Regions from separate parts of the Homo sapiens genome. Here region 2 is linked to region 1. Evidence: chromatin contacts called from ENCODE Hi-C or POLR2A ChIA-PET data. All regions are on one chromosome and are shown on one strand. Each heading gives the region's core, a stretch centred on a gene start or an enhancer-like site at or near the end of the contact. The rest is flanking DNA. Distances are from core to core; before and after follow the strand shown. Region 1 has its middle 28 kb from the start of TUBA1A. Region 2 holds the start of DNAJC22 (DnaJ heat shock protein family (Hsp40) member C22).

Region 1 (2,755 bases), core at 100-2,599:
GCTCTGTTGCCCAGGCTGGAGTGCAATGGCACGATCTTGGCTCACTGCAAGCTCTGCCTCTGGGGTTCATGCCATTCTCCTGCCTCAGCCTCCCAAGTAGCTGGGAGTACAGGCACCCGCCACCACCCTTGGCTAATTTTTTTTTGTATTTTTAGTAGAGATGAGGTTTCACCGTGTTAGCCAGGATGGTCTTGATCTCCTGACCTCATGATCCGCCTGCCTCGGCCTTGCAAAGTGCTGGGATTACAGGTGTGAGCCACTGTGCTCTGGCTCATTTTTGTATTTTTTTTTTTTTGAGATGGAGTCTCGCTCTGTTGCCCAGGCTGGAGTGCAGTGGCGCGATCTTGGCTCACTGCAAGCTCCGTCTCCCGGGTTCACACCATTCTCCTGCCTCAGCCTCCTGAGTAGCTGGGACTACAGGCACCTGCCACCACGCCTGGCTAATTTTTTGTATTTTTAGTAGAGACCGGGTTTCACCATGTTAACCAGGATGGTCTCCATCTCCTGACCTCGTGATCCGCCCACCTCAGCCTCCCAAAGTGTTAGGATTACAGGCGTGAGCCACCGTGCCCAGCCCTAATTTTTGTATTTTTAATAGAGACAGGGCTTCACCATATTGGCCGGGCTGGTCTTGAACTCCTGACCTCAAATGATCCACCCTCCTTGGCCTCCCAAAGTGCTGGGATTATAGGCATGAGCCACTGGGCCCGGTCCAGACCTTGGATTTCATATGCTGGTCTACTTCTAGTATTTTGTGCCCCTTTCCCTTCATTCTTGCCTTAGGGTGAGCTGCCCACATGCACAGTGGCCTACTAACGCCTGGCAGGTGAGCATGCGCAGTGTGTTTACTGGAGTTGTAAACATATTCACCTGAGGTTTTCTTCCCTTTTCTGGTGGAATGCCCTGGAAGGTCATATGCCTCCATTTTGCCTCTTAATGTGCATGCTCGAGCCCACTCGCCCAGTTCCTTAGATCTTACGGAAGCTGCTGATTACCAATTTCAGGTGTTTATCTGTTGGGAAACTGCCTCTCCCTGGTACTGGCTGTGACCAATTATTTTAGATAGGTAGTGTGACAACTGCCTGACCATTGGTCACCTGACATTCCTGGTGGGTGCAGGGAGCCCTCTCCTGCCCTGCTCTTGCCTGTCTAACTACCTACTGTAACAGTACTAAGGAGATTGCCCCCTTGGGAACTCCGTGTAGCTCCTGGCTTTTGTGATTGCAATAGCATCAGTAAAAGCCTGACACTGTGGAAAGACACAAACATGCAAGGACCTGCTTATCTCTAACCTTGCACCACTCACTGAGGCAGGAGAATAGGGACTAGAGGCAGGGAACCTAAGGACTTCCTAGAACTAAATCAAATGAAAATGAAAACACTTCAGCTATGACAAAAAATATCCTCCTCATTTACATAGGGCGTACACCAAGTAACCAGTGGGAACCTCTAGAGGGGATGTAAACCCCAGAAAATTCTTTTTTCTTCCTTTCTTTCTTTTTTTTTTTTTTTTTTTGAGACAGAGTCTCACTCTGACACCCAGGCTGGAGTGCAATGGTGCGATCTCAGTTCACTGCACCCTCCGCCTCCTGGGTTCAAGAGATTCTCCTGCCTCAGCCTCCTGAGTAGCCGGGGTTACAGGCACCCACCACGGGCCATGCCTGGCTAATTTTTGTATTTTTTAGTAGAGACAGGGTTTCTCTGTGTTGGTGAGGCTGGCCTTGAATTCCCAACCTCAGGTGATCTGCCCACCTTGGCCTCCCAAAGTGCTGGGATTACAGGCATGAGCCACCACACCCTAAACCCAGGAAAATTCTGTAACTGAGCCCTTGAGCCCCTATGTTTGGCCTGCTCCCACCCTGTGGAGTGTACTTTCATTTTCAACAAATCTCTGCTTTTGTTGCTTCATTCTTTCCTTACTTTGTACATTTTGTCCAAATCTTTGTTTAAGACACCAGGGACCTGGACACCCTCCACTGGTAACATCATGACATGTATGCAAAAATTGTCCGCAAAATTTACATATAAACGATTAGAATTTAAGAATTCCCAAAACCCCCTTTAGACAGGGTTTCACCACGTTGGCAAGGCTGGTCTTGAACTCCTGACCTCAGGTGATCCGTCCACCTTGGCTTCCCAAAGTGCTGGGATTACAGGTGTGAGCCACCATACCTGGCAGGGAACTTCATTATTTAAAGGAGAAAGAGCAAGCAGGAGGGGGAAAACGGGAGGTAGGGTAGGTAGTGAGGCGAATTGTTACATTCTTGTGAGGCTCTGATTAGCCTCAGTAAATTGACATTTTACATGTGAAAAGGGGAAGTAGAGGAAATGAGGCTATGGTACAGGATTGTGAAATTACAGCTATCTGGTAACAAAAGGAATGCAGTAATTCAGCTCTCAAGCTTAATGTCCCTTTGGCATAGTGAGTTTGGGGTCCCAAGATTCTATTTTCTTTCACACTAACACCAACAACAATAACAACAAAAGAACAAGACATCTGCAAGAAAATAGTATCTTTATTGAGAGATATTATGAAGATATTATGATTAATGTACTGAGAGATATATCACGTATTATTTGGAGGTATCAGATTACAAAGATGCTAATTCTACTTAAATTGCCCTATAAATTAAGTGCACTGGGAAGGTGGAGTAGACATACTTCCTAAATTCCTCCCACTAAATACAACTAAAAACCCTGGACATTATATATAAAACAAACATAAGAAGACTGAAAGAAAAGCCGGGCGTGATGG
Region 2 (2,814 bases), core at 83-2,582, 190 kb after region 1:
CGCGCAACGTATGTTTGCCGAATTGAAAGGCTGGGACACCGAGCGGCGCAGGGCAGAGGGTCGGAGGGCACAGGCGGGGTAGGAGATGGCCCAGACCGGGTGAGGGCAGAAGCCTCACTCACGGGGGAAGAAGGCACTCGAGGTCGCTCTGAGGACCGCTGGGCTGGGATAGACCACCCATCCCCCGCCGGGGAGACCCGGGTAGTAAAGAACAAGACAGAATGGGACAGGCAGGACGGTTTGGACCCCACCTACAAGCGCCTCCACCACCCCAGCCTCCGATCCTTGTCACGCTCTGCTGGGGAAACCGAGGCAGCCGATGCTGAGAATAGCCAAAAAGTTAAAAGCGGGGTCAGCGACGAAGCTGGGGCAGCAACCAGAATTCCTGCGTGGGTTTTTTGGATTCCTCCGCCCACGCGGGGCCAGTTTGCGGGTAAATGCACCACCGCGCCCCGCACCACAGCTCAGACCCTTTCCTCTCGCTGCAGTTTGTCAGATCCCCCCACCTCCCACTCTGCACCAGTTTATAGAACAACAATTTGGGGAAAACAATCCGGGCGGAGTGACGGCCCCGTAATTGTGACAAAGTGAGTGCGGGCGGCTGGAGAGAGCGCTAGGCCGGGAGCGCTGCAGGGCGAGGCGGAGGCAGGGGCGCCTCCCCCCGCCCTGCCGCCCCCTCGTTCTTATTCCGGTCACCTCCCATCCCTCTCCTTGACTCTTCAATTCCTCTTCTCCCGGCCCCTTGCGCCTTCCTTCGCTTGTTCCTCCATCGCTCTTCCCTTTCCTCCCGGTAACAGCTCTTCTCCCGCTCCCCCGACCCCGTCGCCCCTCCCCCGGTGCGCTTTTTCCTCGCTCACTTCTCCCCTCTCCTCTGCCCTCCACTCGTTTCTTCAGCTTTTCCTCGCGCTTACATTGCCCTTGGGCCCCTGGCTCTCCCCGCACAATCCGCTTCTCTCCCTCCCCACTCCTCCCTTCCTGAGATCGAACCCTGAGCCCCTTCCCGACCCCCACTCTCTGGGCCGCCAGCGCAGCCCCGCATTTCTGGGTTCCTCGGGAAGTAAACCTGGGGGCGCGCTGCGGCCCCGGGTGCCCCGGCGGCCAGCCCCTTCCCTCTCCCTTGTATGGCTGCCGCCCCCGCCCCACCACCTGAGCCGGGAGATAGTTTGTTTGTCCAGCGGCGGCCGCCGCCGCCCACGCTGTTTGCAAAGCTTAGCGCGCCGTCGCGCAGTGCGGGCCCAATTAAGTCTCATTCATTATTCAGCGCTCCTGTCCGCCCCCGCCCCCCAGCAGTCTGAGGCGTCGCTTTGGGGCCCCTCCCAGCCTAGGCCCCTCAGTGAGCCCTAAGAGGTCATATAGAGAGCAGCATTTCCTCTCCAGGCCGAGATGAGGGCTGAGGGCGTTTGGAGGGAAGCGCTCTGCCTACTGCCGGGAGGTGACACCCGCGAGGCCGACCGTCCCCCGAAGCCCCCGCAAGTCCAGACTGGGGGACCTCGGAGATCCACGAGATTGCCAGAGAAGGAAATTGAGGCCCAAGAAGCTGCATGACTTAGCCAAGTTCACGGAGTAGAACCCGGGATTGGAGCCCGGGACATTGAAATGAAGGCGTCTTGCATTGCAGCTCCGTTGCAGCGCAGAGGCGCAGGAAGGCAGACTACCACGAGCCTCGGGCTGCGGCCTCGCCCTCCTGGTCGAGCCTCCTGCCCTCCAACCCTCTGCTCCCGTTTCTCCCTCTGGTTCATAGCCCGCGGGACAGAGCAGCCCTGGATTGGGAGGCTCCTCAGGTCTCAGGCTCAGGTGCAGAAGCAGAGCCCCTAACTGGAAGGCTCGGAGGTGGGCCGGTGAGGCAAGCAAGCCCTGTGGGGGGTTGAGGACAGCTTGGGTTGGATGTCCCTCACTGCAGCCTGTCCGTGGATGTCTCTGCCTTAAGGGAATTGGAGGTGGAACCATCCAGTCTTGAAGGTCAACGGAGCGTGAAGAGAGGAGCGTGCAGCTTGAGGTGAGGGAGGAGTCACCTTTCAATTTGTGGGGGTGGGAGGAGGTAATCAAGGACGTATTCTTGCATTTACAGGAGTTTATCCTTTTTTTTAGCACTACAGATAGGAGCGTCCCTTGCTCCTGCCAGGCAGCCCCTCCATAGGGGCAGTCCTGTGCTGCTGTGCCTCGGTACCCGCACAAGGTGTCTGGGGACCGCCCGGACCCCCCCTTCCATCGGCGGCAGCGCCACCTGGCGGCCATGGTGCGGTGGTGTGGGAGGAGCTGGGCCCGGGCTGGGCACTGAGCCCACCGGAGCTGCAGGCGTCTGCAGAGCCTTGCACCGAGTTTCCCCGCGAGGGCGGGCGGGAGGAGTCCCAGGCGGGAATGTGATCCCCAGGGGGCCGGGGAGGGCCCTGGGGAGGAGCCTGGCCTGGGGAAGCCGGACTTCCGTGACACAACAGACACAAAAGACAAAGTCCATTTGGATGGAAGTGGGAGCAGGGCGAGACGGGCCATTTTCACTCTGTGGTCAAAGGAAATGACTGGTCTGACTCGGTCTGGGAGCGGGGCACCCAGGTATGGCCACTTGATTTGGAAGTAGCGGGTGCTGGCTGGTGGTCGCTCCAGATAGAGGGGACACTGGCAGGCACGCTTGGCGTCCAGTTTGATATTGTGAGGATTTGTCCAGCTGCTGTGGAGTGGCTTTCCAAGCCGGCCTCCGAAAGAGGTGGTTGAATTGTGGGGTGCCAAGGTCTAGGTCAAACGAAGTTTTCCAGAATATTTTAATAAAGGGAATTCAGGACCCCTTTCAAGTTTGACCTGTGGGAAAATCTCATGGCC

The links. Hi-C counts contacts between places; a loop is a spot of excess contacts on that map. ChIA-PET counts read pairs that join two places held with the same protein, here RNA polymerase II (POLR2A). Pooled maps may share reads with other maps.
Region 2: a pooled map shows a loop between it and region 1 (2.8-fold over the local background). The contact joins the promoter of DNAJC22 here to the enhancer-like site in region 1. A Hi-C loop is called at or near these places in 1 of 50 pooled maps. POLR2A ChIA-PET finds 5 or more read pairs at or near these places in 2 of 52 experiments (HEK293 and WTC11).

Annotation. Positions count from the first base shown.
Region 1 is chr12:49,159,307-49,162,061 of GRCh38, forward strand. No RefSeq gene overlaps it. Among named protein-coding and RNA genes, the nearest start is that of TUBA1A, 28 kb to the right of the region's middle. Within about 2 kb of position 1,350, at least 3 of the 41 ENCODE cell types and tissues checked have a DNase peak (open chromatin) inside an H3K27ac peak, as active enhancers do.
Region 2 is chr12:49,345,556-49,348,369 of GRCh38, forward strand. It overlaps DNAJC22 (DnaJ heat shock protein family (Hsp40) member C22), which reads left to right and starts at 1,333. Exons shown (of 4, transcript NM_001304944.2): 1 at 1,333-1,996; 2 at 2,089-2,550. RefSeq lists silencers at 1-117, 2,150-2,369 and an enhancer at 2,032-2,814.